Regions from separate parts of the Homo sapiens genome. Here region 1 is linked to region 2. The links are chromatin contacts, found by Hi-C or POLR2A ChIA-PET in ENCODE. All regions are on one chromosome and are shown on one strand. Each heading gives the region's core, a stretch centred on a gene start or an enhancer-like site at or near the end of the contact. The rest is flanking DNA. Distances are from core to core; before and after follow the strand shown. Region 1 holds the start of RSAD1 (radical S-adenosyl methionine domain containing 1). Region 2 holds the start of UTP18 (UTP18 small subunit processome component).

What was found. A loop is a pair of places that touch in the nucleus more often than their neighbours do. ChIA-PET counts read pairs that join two places held with the same protein, here RNA polymerase II (POLR2A). Pooled maps may share reads with other maps.
Region 1: a loop to region 2 is called in a pooled map, with 11 times the contacts of the local background. The contact joins the promoter of RSAD1 here to the promoter of UTP18 in region 2. A Hi-C loop is called at or near these places in 5 of 50 pooled maps. POLR2A ChIA-PET finds 5 or more read pairs at or near these places in 2 of 52 experiments (GM12878 and HEK293).

The regions. Positions count from the first base shown.
Region 1 is chr17:50,477,318-50,481,662 of GRCh38, reverse strand. RSAD1 (radical S-adenosyl methionine domain containing 1) reads right to left here and starts at 2,803. Exons shown (of 9, transcript NM_018346.3): 1 at 2,644-2,803; 2 at 1,901-2,034; 3 at 1,579-1,783. The coding sequence starts at 2,778. RefSeq lists silencers at 1,590-1,976, 2,548-3,037.
Region 2 is chr17:51,258,467-51,262,462 of GRCh38, reverse strand. UTP18 (UTP18 small subunit processome component) reads right to left here and starts at 1,917. Exons shown (of 14, transcript NM_016001.3): 1 at 1,537-1,917. The coding sequence starts at 1,878. MBTD1 (mbt domain containing 1) reads left to right here and starts at 2,414. Exons shown (of 17, transcript NM_017643.3): 1 at 2,414-2,628; 2 at 3,257-3,320. RefSeq lists an enhancer at 847-896 and silencers at 1,367-1,556, 1,907-2,016, 2,357-2,676.

The DNA.
Region 1 (4,345 bases), core at 1,554-4,053, 780 kb after region 2:
TCACCATTTGTCCATATTTGTTTCTCTTTAAACATACATACCTGTTATTATGCTGAATCATTTAACAGTAAATTATAAACCAGCACTGTCCAAAAGAACTTTCTACAATGGTGGAAATGTTCATATCTGTACTGTCCAATATGATAGGTAGTAGCCACATGTGGTTATTTAAATTTAAGTGAATTAAACTTAACTTACCACATTTCAAATGCTCACTAGTCTGTGGCTAGTGGCCACTATATTGAATAGCAGTTATAGATATTATACTCCCTAACCTCTAAATACTTAGGTGTGTATTTCCTAAAGAACAAGGACATTCTCTTACATAACTGCAATCCAATTACAGAGTTCAGGAAATGCAACACTGACACAACACCATTACATAATACATTGTCATATTCAAATTTGGCTAATGGTCCCAATAACATCTACTGTAGTAATTTCCTCCTTCCTCCCCAGTCAGGGGCCACACATTGTATTCAGCTGTCTCTTCTGTCTCCTTTAGATTCTCAGCCTTTCTTTGTCTCTCATGACACTGGCATTTTTGAAGAATACAGGCCAGTTGTTTAAAATGAATAATTTAATGAATTTAAATAAATTATTATTATTTACGAATTATAATTATTTAAATGAATTATTTAAAATGAATAATTTCTACAGATTGGCTGTATAACACTGTGCTTATAGTTAACAGTGCTGTATGTACATTTAAAAACTTGTTAAGACGGTAGATCTCATGCTGTCTGTTCTTACCACAATAATTTTGTAAAAATCTCTTAATTCAGGGTTTCCTGACAATTAGATTCAAGATATGCGCTTTGGGGTAAGAATATCTTAGAAGTGATGTGTTTCTGTCAGCATATTCCATCAGAACAAAGCCCACAACCCGGAAGTCCTACGGAAATATCGGAGGTCAACCTGAGACGACTAGGTTTCTCCCTACTTAAAAACCTTCAATGGCTCCCTATCATTACTAGGACAAAACCCACACTCCTTAGTAGGCACCAAAGGTTTTGGACTCTACCTTGCAACCTTGTTTCCAGCCTCTCCAATCACAAGGAATGACTCACAACTCCCCCAAAACATGCCAGGCTCTTCCATGGCCTGTGTCGTTTCCCCCACACCCCCTCACCTGGTGAACTCTTCCTCTTCATTCAAACATCTCCTCCAGAGAAGTTTCAGTGATTTCATCAGAGTGACCTCCCTTCAGGCTGTACTCTAGAAGCCTTTTATAGAGACCCCCTTTACAGGTGACATTTACCATGCTGCAATAATCTGGCTACATGTCTGCGTCTCCCGTGTCATGTAGCAAATCTTTTTTGACCACCTACTATGTGCCAGGCACTATGGTAAGTGTTTGAAATAGAAAAGCCACACCTGATCCCTTTCTCATAAAGTCTGTGGTCTATGACAGCAGCAGACAATTAAGGAGTTATAAAAGTGTCGCACTAGGCCCTACTGTGTCCCTGGCACCCAGAAGGTGCTCAATCAATGTTTGCCCAATGAATGAATGTGACCAAAGAGGAGATGGCACTGAAGGGCGGGGTGCACTGGGATGGGGTGAGTGCCATGGGTTACCTGGAGGCCTATAGACAACCTGTTAACCCCTGCTGCCCCGAACTCTGCCAGTCTGGAGCCCGGAGCTGAAGTAGGATTAGCCTCCAATGTGACTTCCAAGTCTGCAGGCAGGTGGGCTGCCTGTGCCACAGCCTCCAGGACAGCAGCCACCGTGTGGGGACTGGCTAGACTGGGGGTCCCCCCACCAAAGAACACAGACTCCACCCTGGGGAAAGAGAATGGAGAAATGAGACCTGGGGGAGCCCTCTGGGATGCCTGCACCTATCCCCCACCACTCCTCCAAATATTTCCCAAAACGCTGCCTACAGCCCCCACTACCCACCGTTGCACCCCGCTGAGCCGCAGCAGCGTCTGAGCTTCGGTCACCAGACACTTCTGCATGGCAGCCTCCTCCAGGCGGCGAGGGATGTACTTGTTGAAGTTGCAGTAACTGCAGCGCTTCTCGCAGTAAGGCCACTGGGGGCAGTGAGTGCACGTGCGCGGTGAGAGCTGCCCTGGCCACTTCCAGGGTTCAGTCGCACACACCCCCAACCCCACCCCCACCCCTATCCCGAGGTCTTTCCACAGTAGCTAGGACATCTAAGCCACACAACTCCCCAAGGCAGGTCGCACTGGGGTTATTACATCCACTTCAATGTGAGAAAACTGAGGCTCACTCCTTTGTTACGCTGCCTCTTCCAACCAGCAGACGTCAGGAAGGAATTCAACCCAAGCTCTTTCTGGGATCATATAATTTTCATACAATTTTCCTATGAGCCATTTTCCCAGCTACCGAGTCAGAACACTGCTCTTAAGAAAATTTTGTCTTGCTAAGAGGAAAATTGTTATGAAATTTGAACCATTTGGTCAGAGTCACCGAGCCGGTGAGTAGCAGAGACTTCAGGTTTCTGGACCAAGTCATTTCCCTGCCAAAGCACAGGGTCCCATCCCAGACCTCGTACGGGGGCACGGAAACACGGCAGGCGGGTTCATAGAGTGACAAACCGCCACCTGGGTTTTGGACGGCCACGGTCACGGCCAGGGCTGCGGCCACACACCGTGGGCTCCGCCCCCGCCCCTACTCACGTGTACGTAAAGCGCCGCGCGCCGGCCCGCAGGCTCAGGACTCGGGGACCCTCCTGCGTTCTCCACGCGGCGGCGCCTCTGGGCCGCTCTGGCTGCTGCCGCCCAGCCGCGAGCCCGGGCTCCGGGGAGCGCCATGGCGCCCAGCGCAGCGCGGCGCACTGACCCGAGCAGGAGACGCGCGCAGGGATCACTGTGAGTGCGCAGCCGGCGGAAGGAAGAGGGGCTGCGTGACCGCGCGACAAGAGGGCCCGGGCCCGGGGCTGCGGCGCCACCTGCCGGGCGCCCGGGCGCTCACTGCGGCCTCCTGTCGGTTCTTTCCCCAGGCCGCGAGGCGGGCTGCTTGCCTTTTGGCACCTTGTGCCCGGGCGAGTTCCCGGACCCATCCAGGAGCTCTTAGTTTGTTCAGTCAATTCCTTGACATTTGATGTGCCTGGCTCAGAACTGGGCGCTGGGGACATCTAGGTGCATAAAGCCAGGTTGCATTCTGGCAGGAGAGAGGCAAGCCAACCGGCCAGGACAGGCAAGGCGTATTAATTCCGTGCCTGCTGGACACCAGAGCCGTCCGCCTCAGTGCTGTGAGGTCATCTGTTTTAAGAGTGTGGGAGTCAGTAGGGCAGAAGAGACACTTGGGCTGGATCTTTCTTTTAATTTCATTTACAAATATTTGGGAGAGGGGAGGTCTTGAACTCCTCGGCCTCAAGCGATCCTCCTGCCTCAGCATCTAGAGTAACTAAGGATTAAGGGCATGAGCCACCACCAGGGCTATGCACGGGATCTTGGAGGAGCAGAAAATCCCAGGGGCAATTGGCTTGGCCGGGAGAGTAGACTGTTTTGGGTCAGGCCAACCCAAGCATCTGGAGGTGTACGTGCTGGAAGGACAGTCAGATGGTGTGTGTAGGAGAGAGGGGGAAGGCGCAGGGGAAGGCCTGGGGAAGCAGGCACCTGAACAACTGTCCCACAAAGCAGAAACATCATGGGCTTCAGAGGCAGGCGGTGCAGGACAGTTCTCCCAGTGGCCTTGAACTGACCTGGTTCTCCCCTCCTTTCTTGCTTGTAGTTCTCAAGAATAACTGTAGACGCCTGTAATCCCAGCACTTTGGGAGGCCGAGGCGGGCAGATCACTTGAGATCAGAAGTTCAAGACCAGCCTAGCCAACATGCTGAAACCCCGTCTTTACCAAAAATACAAAAATTATCCAAGCGTGGTGGTGGGCACCTGTAATCCCAGCTACACGGGAGGCTGAGCAGGGAGAATCCCTCGAACCTGGGAGGCGGAGGTTGCAGTGAGCTGAGACAGTGCCACTGCACTCCAGCCTGGGTGATGGAGCAAGACTGTCTCAATAAATAAATAAATAAAACTGTAGAGTGTGCAGAGAATGCAACATCCTGAGGGAAGGAAGGACTGGCCAGCACAGCCATGCTCTGTTCCAGTCCCCCTAGAAAAAGCATGTCCTTCAACACTTCAGCCCAACATGTCACATGGCCCCAGGGTATAAAGCCCAGGGCAGAAGCCGGGCGCGGTGGCTTACTCCTGTAATCCCAGCACTTTGGGAGGCCGATGCGGGCGGATCATAAGGTCAGGAGATTGAGACCATCCTGGCTAACACGGTGAAACCCCGTTTTTACTAAAAATACAAAAAACTAGCCAGGTGTGGTGGTGCGTGCCAGTAGTCCCAGCTACCCGGGAGGCTGAGGCAGGAGAA
Region 2 (3,996 bases), core at 668-3,167:
AAAATAAATATACCATTAAATCTAAATTCTAAAGTTATAAATTTATACCATAAAGTTTATACTATCAAATCTAAACCTAGGCCGGGTGCGGTGGCTCACACTTGTAGTCTCAGCACTTTGGGAGGCCGAGGCGGGCGGATCACGAGGTCAGGAGTTTGAGACCAGCCTGGCGAAGATGGTGAAACCCCGTTTCTACTAAAGATACAAAAAAAAATTAGCCAGGCGTGGTGGCGCACGCCTGTAATGCCAGCTACTCCAGAGGCTGAGGCAGGAGAATCGCTTGAACCCAGGAAGTGGAGGTTGCAGTGAGCCGAGATGGCGCCACTGCACTCCAGCCTGGGCGACAGGGCGAGTCTAAAAAAAAAAAAAAATCTAAACCTAGACCACAGAATATCCCTTGAAGTGAGTTTGAGCTTCCCAAAACCAATGATAGAAATGTCCAAGTGGTTTCTACTTGCTCTACTACTAGTCTAATAGCCTTCAAACCCAACAGCTCCCACCTCCGTACACTGTTCCTTTTCCAGACGACAAAACCGTCGCACAGTTCAGCATGTTTCCAGTAATAGTTCTGTACTTCCCAAAAAGATTGCTGCCACTTCTCCTACAAGCACCCGAAGGCGGCTCTGGTAAGCAGCTGACATTAACTAGGTCAGCATTTGTGTAATAAACATGGCCTGGGTAATTCTCGGTGAGCTTTCCTCTGCCCCCTTTATCTAAAATTTCACAGGCCTCTACACACGCCCATCTCCCTTTCCCGAATGTCCTTTTTTCTCTTCAGCACTTGTCACCAACAAACCTGAAGTTTACTCGTTTATCTCCTCTATCTTGTCTCTGCCACTAGCACACAAGCGCCAAAAGGCAGGGATTTTTGTCAGTTTTGTCCATTGCTGTGTCTCCTCCAGTGCCTAGAACAATGTCCGGGACTCTCTCAAGAAAAGCCTGGTATAGAATTTAAAGGGATAGCAAAATGTGTGCAAAAAGTATGATCAATCACGCAGGGTTTGCCATTGCCAGAAAGGGTATCTGGCAACTAACAGGTTCACCAATATTTGCTAAATGAACGGAATACACGATCATTCTCAAAACATGGTGGGTCTCATAGTCACATGGGGACATAGTTACAACGGAGATGCCCAGGCCCGTGCCCACGAATTGATTCCATCAACGAAATCGAATTCCTGAATCACAAGGAACTGAGGCAGGTGATCAAAAGACCACCCTCAGTTTGGGAAGAGGCTAGCGGAGTCGAGCAGCAGCGAAAGATGCTCACGACCACAGTTCGCAAAGCAGATACCCGAGCAGCGGCGCCTCCAGGGGCGGAGAAAGACGCGGTCCCCGCCCTCCAGGCACTTTCAGTCTGGAGCAGGGAGGCGAGGGACCCGCAGCTGCGACCCTCCGCGCCCGCGTTCTCGGGCTCCCTCCCACCTGAGCGCTCCCCGCCGCCGCAGGTCGCCCAGGCTCCGCCCCCCGGAGCTTCACCGCCCACCGCGCGCCCCGCCCGAGTGCGCCCAGCCCGCGCGCCGCGGCCTCCCTCACCCTCGGGCCTCGCAGACGCCGCAGCAACGCGTCCTCGTCGTTCTCGACGTCGCCGAAGACCAGCTCCTCCAAGCACCGCTCCACGGCCGGTTTGTCCTCCTCCAGCCTCAGGCGGTTCCGCTGCCGGAGCCGTCTCTCTTCCTCCGCCGCCGCGACTGCAATCGCAGCGGCCGCCGCGCTCGGCCGGGCCGGCGGTTTCCGCTGGGATGAAGGGGCAGGCTTTTGGGGAGGCCCGCCTGGCCCCGCTCCGGCTTTCCAGTCCGGCCTCATTCCGGGCTTCCGCTTCGGCTTCGCTCCGGTTCTCCGGTCCAGTTTCATTCGTCTCCTCCGCTCCGGCGGCATCGTTAGGTTTGAGGAGAAACGCAGGCGCTCACGTGGAACCTCGCTGCGCATGCGCCCAGGCCCCTCGCGGGCCGCCGCCGCCGAAGCCCCGGGGGCCGGAAGGAGCCTGCGCAGCCTCTTGCCACGTGACCAGCACTCCCTCCCTCTACGTAACTCCCGCTCCCCTACCCAGCCCCGCCCCGTGTGGGAGTTCCTCCGGGAGGGCCAATCTTCCGGGTGTAGGGGGAAGCGGCGTGACTGGAGTGGAAAATTTTTCCAACACAATTTCGCAGCTGCAACATATTGAAAGGAGCGCAAGAAACCCCGACTATACACTGGGACGGCTGAATGGAACTTCTGCTTTTCCTCTTGGCTGTAACCACTTGACTTGACACAAGCCCCAATACGCTTTCCACCCTTCGTCTTGGTACGGTCCTTGGAGTACGGAGCCTGCAGAGGGTCCCACGGTGGAAGCGAGAGAGGAGGGTATGTAGGGAAGTGGGCCAATCGGGGCGCGGGTCACGGCGCAGGCGCGCTGGGGAGGGAGGGCTATGCTAATGTTGTTGATATCCTGGGGCCACCCGAGTTAAAGGGGGGAAATCCGGGGGCTGCTGCACCCGCCACCGGTCTGGGCCCAGCCGGGGGCCCCCTGTAGTCGCCGCAGTCCCGGGGAGAGGCACCTGCCCCCAGCCCGGGGAGGGGGCGCCGCGGGCTCGGGGAGCACGGACAACCCCTACCCATGAGGCCCTGATGGAAAACACAAAGGATCTGGTGAGAGCCGAGCGCGGCAGCCGCTTTGTGTGCCAGGTGGGGGGGACGCCTGCAGCTCTCCGACCCCAGGAACCCCGCAGCTCCCTGACCCCGCTCCCTGGCCTGCTTCTCCATCCCACGCCCTCTCAACCTCCGGAGCCCCCCTCCCCCTTCCAGCCGTTAAACGATTCAGGGGTTCCCCTCCCCCCACCCCGTCAGCCTTGGACTCGTTGGGGTTCTCTCCATCTCCTCCACCCTTTGGAAGAAAAATTCGAGAAGAAAGTTTTTCTCTGCGTCCTGCCCCCGCCCCCTGCTCTGGCTAGGGGGGAAAGGCTGGATCCGAGACTTTTCCTTTTTTAGCCACCCAGGGTGGGAGAGTGGAGTAGTCCTCTCTTCTTGGCGGGGAGGGGGAGCACAGTTTCGTTGCTTTGCAGGGGAAGGTGTCTATCTGCCTTGGGGGCAGTGCCGCGAGGCGGTTTGCACGTGGAGGTGGAAATATTGAAAGGGGGCGGGGTGGGCACGTGCGGGAGAGGTGGGAGTGGTGTTTGGGAAGCAGCCTCCAAGGCTGCATATTTAAAAGGGTTTCAAGTCGGTGGACTTCTGTGACCATTGCGTTCTCCTTTGTGAAATAAGAATCCTAACATTTCAGAGTCGGAAGAGACATTAGAGGTCATCCAAAGCAGCCGTCCCCTCTGCAGCCTCTCTGACAAGTGGTAGGTAGTCTGAACCCTGCTTACACCCCTAAAAGCACTGAGAGCTCACTACTGCCCAGGAAAGCCCATATTTCAGTAGTTCTAATTGTTGTCTGCCTACCCTTATTAGACCCTTCAGTCTCATTCATGTCCTGGTTAAGTTGCTCCTTTTTTTACTTCTCAAATTTTCTCTCACATCCTCCTCACCCACCCACTGCTCATTGGCCTATATTTTGTGTGCCAAGAAAGAACAGCAGGGAAGTGGAGGAAGGGGGGTTGAGAGATAGTGAGGGCTAGCCGAAAACTTTGCTGGGTCAGTGTCAAGTGTGCTGGCTTACATGCCTGAAGATGTTTTTCTACAGGAAGCTAAAGAATTACAATATGGGAATTTCGTGCCTGTTTTCTCTTAGGAGTGCATCTTTTTGAAGTTAGAAATTTCAGCGTCATCTCCGTGGTTCTTGTATCACAAAACACATTTGTTTATTACCTAAATCACTTCTAAGGATGTCTAAAACTGAAGTGGTTAGAAGCATCACCTGGTAGAGGGATGATTAGATGATTACCGCCCACACCCGTATTTGACCTGTGTTCCTCGGAAGCTAGTCTTTCCTCCAAGGGCCTCTCTTCCAAATGCTTTTACTCCTTCTTTTTTTTTTTTAAGTAACTATCTTTTATGAGATTTGAAATTTACGAACCA